Regions from separate parts of the Mus musculus genome. Here region 2 is linked to region 1. A link is a contact called in ENCODE Hi-C data. All regions are on one chromosome and are shown on one strand. Each heading gives the region's core, a stretch centred on a gene start or an enhancer-like site at or near the end of the contact. The rest is flanking DNA. Distances are from core to core; before and after follow the strand shown. Region 1 has its middle 16 kb from the start of Gm51537. Region 2 holds the start of Nwd1 (NACHT and WD repeat domain containing 1).

Evidence for each region. A loop is a pair of places that touch in the nucleus more often than their neighbours do.
Region 2: a map of T-helper 1 cell shows a loop between it and region 1 (6-fold over the local background). The contact joins the promoter of Nwd1 here to the enhancer-like site in region 1. A Hi-C loop is called at or near these places in 3 of 37 maps with a recorded cell type or tissue (T-helper 1 cell, T-helper 17 cell and T-helper 2 cell).

Annotation. Positions count from the first base shown.
Region 1 is chr8:72,264,269-72,267,285 of GRCm38, reverse strand. No RefSeq gene overlaps it. Among named protein-coding and RNA genes, the nearest start is that of Gm51537, 16 kb to the left of the region's middle. Within about 2 kb of position 1,750, at least 1 of the 3 ENCODE cell types and tissues checked has a DNase peak (open chromatin) inside an H3K27ac peak, as active enhancers do.
Region 2 is chr8:72,645,430-72,648,840 of GRCm38, reverse strand. Nwd1 (NACHT and WD repeat domain containing 1) reads right to left here and starts at 2,130. Exons shown (of 19, transcript NM_176940.5): 1 at 1,832-2,130.

The sequences.
Region 1 (3,017 bases), core at 501-3,000:
GAAGTTCATTGCTATGAATTCACTGAGACATTAAAGACATGCATGAGTGACACAGTGACAGCCTTCACTTGAAATAGGAGCATCTCATTTTCTCACTCCCTACAGCTCATAAAATCCTGCAGGGCATCTGCGTGTATGGGCCAAGATGAGGCACTTGCCATCAAAGGACCCACAGGGAGGAAGGAGAGACTCCTACAAACTGTCTTCTGACCTACATACATGGTACACACACACACACACACACACACACACACACACACACACACACAGAGAAATGTTTAAACAGGTGTGTATCAATGGAGGTTCATGGCCAGCACAATGGGACTCATCTACACTGTGGAATATTATTCAGCCTTGAAAAGGAACAGAGCTCTGACTCACATTGCCACAAGGACAGACCCTGGGGATGAGACACTGAGTGGCAGAGCCAGGCATAGAAAGCCCCACAGGATGGAATCCCACTGCCATACAGTACCCAAATCAATCCAGACTGACACAGGCTGCCAGGGGCTGAGGGAGGGAGTGGGCCAAGACTGCTGTTGGATATGAGTTTTCTTTCTGGGTAAAAAGAGTGTTCTGGAACTTAGTAGAAGTGATAGTTGTACTACACTTACTTCTGAATTTCACCAATGTATTTCATGTGGATTTAAAAATCAATTAAAATAGTTTGAGGGGCTGAGGCTATAGCTTAGCTGTTAGGGTGCTTGTAGCTCATTTGTTAGGGTGCTTGTAGCTCAGTTAACATGCATGATACCCTGGGTTCATTCCTAGCACCACATAAACTAGATGTGGTGGCAGTCACCTGTCACCTCAGCACTGAGGAAATAAGGCAGGGAGATCAGGAATTCATGTTACCTTCTACTACTTGGCAGGTTGGAGGGCAGCCTGACTGCATGAGACCCTTACAAAAACAAAAACCTAAAGTTGTGTGTGGTGACTTGCACCTGTATTTCTAGCACCATGACACTGAGGTCCAAGATCCATTCAAGTCTGTGGCCAATCTAGGCTATGTAGTTTGACTCTGCTCCCCAGATGCACACACATATTTATATGCGTATGTATTGACTTATTTACAATTACTTTATTATGGTGTTATGTGTGAGTGGTGCGTGCACGTGCACATGCACGTGGATGTCATGGATCTTCTGTCACTCTCCACCTTATTCTCGAGTCAGAGTCCAGACTGGCATCCAGCAAGCCCCAGCTCTGGGTCACAGGCTCGCAGCCATGGCCAGCTTTTTACAAGGATTCTGGGATCCGAACTCAGGTCCTCGTGCTTCCATGGAAAGCTCCCTTGCCACTGAGCCAGCCCAGCCCACTATGGATTTTCCAGTGTGTAACAGGGATGGGCTCGGGGCAGAATTCTATACAACCATGGAGGAATGCTGGGGTTCTTTCATCTGGAGATTTCGGTTGACTTCCTGCATGCATCCCTCAATCCCATCACAGTTCAGGCCCTTCTGAGCCCATTTCCCAGACAGGGTATGGAGGGGTATGGAGGCTCGGATGCTGGCAAGAAGTTGAGTCAGGGTGGCAGTCAGGTGCGACAGGCTCCAGCATCCTCGTGCCTAGCTCTCCCTCCTGTGCAGCGGGGGGGGGGGGGGGGGGGGGGGAGGTGGTGGAGCGATTGTGAGCATGACCATGTGACCTCCCACAAGTTCTTCCCGTGGTTCGGCTGCTGCAGCCAGGCCTTCTGGGAAGCCATCCCAGGTGCAGCCTGTTTCTCTTGGAAGCTATTTGGGTGGGAAACAAGAGGGCAAGCGGAGCCAAAGGGTGGAGCCTGTGCAGGAAGAGGCAGCACTTAGGACCTGTGGTATCTCCTGCTCTGCTCTCTTGGACTTCTTGAGAGCTGTTGCCTGTTGGACTCAGTGTCTCTGTGTGAGAGTGCTCAGATGTGTGCAACTGCATGCACACAGAGGCCACAGAAGTACATCAAAGATCATTCCCTATCACTGTCTTTGCCTTACTCCTTTTGAGGTAGCCACTTCTTGAATCTAGACTGGTTTTTGAGGAATGCTGTTAGTCAGCAAGCCCCACTGACTCTCTTGCCTTCCTTGATAGATATTGTGGGATTCCCAGTTTTTTACACGGGTATTCAGGTCAAAGATCATGGGTGCACATGCTTGCACATGCTTTGTTACATGGGTATACAGATCAAAGATCATGGGTGCACATGCTTGCACATGCTTTGTTACACAGGTATTCAGATCAAAGATCATGGGTGCACATGCTTTGTTACATGGGTATTCAGATCAAAGATCATGGGTGCACATGCTTTGCTACACAGGTATTCAGATCAAAGATCATGGGTGCACATGCTTGTACATGCTTTGTTACATGGATATTCAGATCAAAGATCATGGGTGCACATGCTTTGCTACATGGGTATTCAGATCAAAGATCATGGGTGCACATGCTTGCACATGCTTTGCTACATGGGTATTCAGATCAAAGATCATGGGTGCACATGCTTGCACATGCTTTGCTACATGGGTATTCAGATCAAAGATCATGGGTGCACATGCTTGTACATGCTTTGCTACATGGGTATTCAGATCAAAGATCATGGGTGCACATGCTTTGTTACACGGGTATTCAGATCAAAGATCATGGGTGCACATGCTCACACAGCAAGTGCTCATAACTACTCACCTCTTTTTTAAAAATTTTTTGAAATTAGGTATTTTCTTCATTTACATTTCCAATGCTACCCCAAAAGTCCCCCATGCCCTCCCCCGCCCTCACCTCTCTTGTCTTTTGGGAGAGAGAGTTTCTTCAGTAGTGTAGCCACTGGCTACCTTGAGCACCTCTATACTACACCCTGCATGCTGCTGTAAGCAGCCATCGTGAAACTCATGGAGTGATCAAGAAGAGGAGGAGGAGGAAGAATAAAAAGAGCAGGAGAAGGAGAAGCAGCAGGAGGAGGAACAGGAGGAGGACTAGTTGGGAAGAGAAAAGAGATCAGTGGGTGTGGAAGTGGGGTAGGAGATCATGGGGGGGGGGAGAATACGATCAAA
Region 2 (3,411 bases), core at 881-3,380, 380 kb before region 1:
CCCCCACTTCTCAGTCGTATCGACTCCAGTGACAGACATAGAATGAGCCTGTGTGCCATCTCATGCAGCATAAGCGCTGGCTCCTGCCTTGTCTTCTTGGAGTGTGGAAGCCTCAAGCTTCCTGGTTCAGGCATCAGCTCTGTCTTCTGTGAATTGAGAGCAAAAACCCCTCAGGACTCCTACCCCACAAGAAATCTGTCAGGCAGCATCATGGATCAACAGGAGAATGAATGTGGGTAGCACACGGCAGGTATATGAGCTAGGCACTGACGACACACAGACTGTCAAGGCCCTGCACAGGGAGTGAGTGCTTGCTGGGCAGTGAGAGAGATGCAGATATATAGAGATAAATAGATAGATGCACTATATTATGTTGTCTCTTACATGAAATATTAATATGTTAAAGGAATGGTTTGGTGGTACATACCTGTGACCCCAGCACTCTGGAGGGTGAGGCAGAAAGGTCATGAATCACACATCAGCCTAGGTTCTAGCAACACTCTATCTGACCCAGGTTGAGTTCCCAGCACCCACATGGTACCTTATATGGTACCACCTATAACGCCAATTTTAGGGATCTAGCACCTTCTTCTGGCTGGTGAGGGCACTGCATACACGATACACAGACCAGAGGTGATGGTGGATGCCTCAGGAGGCAGAGGAAGGTGAATCTCTATGAGTCTGAGACGAGCCTGCTCTATAAAGTGAGTTTCAGGACAGCCAAGGTTGCACAGAGACCCTGTCTCAACACAAAAACTAAAATAAAGTTTTATTAGTTTAAAGTTTAGTTTACAAAAACTAAAAATAAAGTCAAAGGTTAAAAAGCAGAACAGAACAAAACAAAACTACAGGGCTAGCAAGATGGATCAAAAGGCAAAGGAGCTTGCAGCCAAGCCTCATGAGTTGAGCTGGTCCCTGGACCAATATGGTGCTGTCCACACACAGGCTGTGTCACACTCATACATGCAAGACTGCATCATATTCAGCATGTGGACAGGCACCTTTGACAATCACTTCCAAATTCATATTTAGAGGAGGCTCAAAACATTTTGGTCTTGATCTTCACCCCAAAATCCCGGGTTGTTATGCCCTCTGACCTTGGCTTACTCAATTTCTTCATGACACTGAACCACTCTGTGAGAAGGGGTGAGGGGGAGAGTGTAACCTGACCTATTGGCCCCTAGCTGTAACCACTAAAGATAGAAATCACCACCTCCCATTGCCACCAAAGTCCACAACCAAAAATCTCTTCAGATGTCAATGTCTCCCTGGGGATAGGATCCCCTTGGTAAAGGTCCCCTGGCCTAAACTGGACACAGTGGCACACACCTGTAAACACATGGGGTGCTTGCCTAGCATGGGAATCAGAAGGTGGAGGCAGGAGGATCAGGAGTTCAAAGTCATCCTTATTTATATACGTGGTGAGTTCAAGGCCAGTATGGATTTCATGAGACAACCCCATAGACACCAAGTAGGTAGGGATGGGGCACCATTCAGGCTATGTATGCCTGAGAAGCTGTTGTTGCACACTAGCCTGGGTCAGCAGAGCAAATGGAGACCAGCCTGGATTATAGGAGATCCTGCCTCAAAAAAAGGCAGAAGATGTGAGGAGGGGGAGGAGAAGAAAAAGGAGGAAGAGGAGGAAGAGGCGGAAGAAGGGAAGGTGGAGGGGGGGCTGTCTGTACTTTATCTCGGTCCTTTGCACATGCTAAACTAAATCTTTCCCATTCTCATTTCAGTGTAAATGCTACCTCTTCTGAAGGTCCTTGATTCGATGTGTCCTTTCAACCACTCCCCGTGGGGCCCACCCCGTATTCTGTGCCATACTCACCCTCAGCTCCCAAGGCTCTCCATGTTCAGTGTCTGCTCCCTGGGAAGTGTGGGACCCACAGGTGCATAAATCCTAAAACCATGCGTCAGCATGCCCAGCACACAGTAGGGGCTCACTGACAAATCTTGAGCTCAGTGAGTGCTTGGGCAGCTGCCCATCATTTTGGCTCCTGTATGTTAACTGCAAACACCTCAGCAAGAATGAGGCATCTTCAAGGGCCCTTTTGCAGCGTCTACTCCAGGCTCTCTCCAAGATGCCCGCTTCCCTCTTGCTGCCATGGAGGGCGTCATTTGGAAGTCTCTAGGAGAAGCGGGTGAAAGAAGGAAGTTCCTGGGCCCAGAGCCACAGCGGAAACAAGGCTCTGCCTCTCTTGGTAACTTTTGTCTTAGGTACTTTCTATTCACCCAGCTGAGTTCTCCCAGCAAGTGGGATAAAAGAAAGGAACTGGCTGTGTTGCAGCCCAGGCTGGGCACCCGGCCAGACCCGGCGGTTAACTGTTGTGTGCCAGGCTTGACAGTTCACAGCAGCCAAGCTGTCAGTGGGGGTGGTGCATGATGCAGTCTGGTCCACATCTGCTGCTGACTGTCATGCCATCCCGGGGTCACAGGAAATGTGCTTCAGCGCTGGATTCAGGTCAGAGGTTAAAAGCGATTGTTGCTCTTCCTGACTACCTGTGTTCTGTACTGAGCTACCTTGGATGTACCTCCAATCCATCAGTGAGGGAACTCAAGGCAGGAACTGAAGCAGAGGCCATAGAGGGTGCTGCGTACTGGCTTGTTCCCCATGTCTTGCTCAGCCTGCTTCCTTAGACATCCAAGGATCACCTGCCCAGGGGCACCACCCATAGTGAGCTGGGACCTCCCACATCAATCACTAAGAAAATACAGCTGTCTAATTTGACTTAAGACCCACTCAACAGGAAGGAGATTAAACTGGTACTGGAAACCTAGCCAGGTTCTCAGAGTTAGTAAGGTCAGGGATCTTAGAAAAGAATCTACTACCACCACTTTGCTAAATTAGCATAGTCTCTGACTTCGTTCTACCTTAGACCCACAGATAAGTGCAGCTACCACCCCTCATCACTAAGCCTCTTTACAGCAAATAGAGCCCATCACAGCAAGCCACCACTGGCTGGACAATTCAGAGATCAGGAGGTGGTGGGAACCAGCCCCAGTAGATACATCCAGTCACAGCTCTTGCATCTGTGACTCGGGGAACATCTACAAAGAGGCAAGAGGAAGATTAGAACAGAAGAGCCAGAATAGCAGAAAGTCTGCTGTGAAACGGTCTCCCAAGAAATGGCTCCATAAACAAGACAAGAACAAGGTCAAGGTCAATAGACATGTTCATCTGGAAGTGAGAAAACTCGCCCCTCTCCTAGACAAAGAACTACAGGCAACTAAAGACAGCTACAAGAGGGAAAGCTAGCCTCTCCCAGGGATAAGGACCCTCACTGCTTGTCCAATGCAGTGTGATCAACTCTGAAACCATCCACACACAAACAATAGAAACAGGCTCAGCATGTTGTAGTCATATATGTGATCTGGTCACACACATATGTATGTAACAATACTAACCAC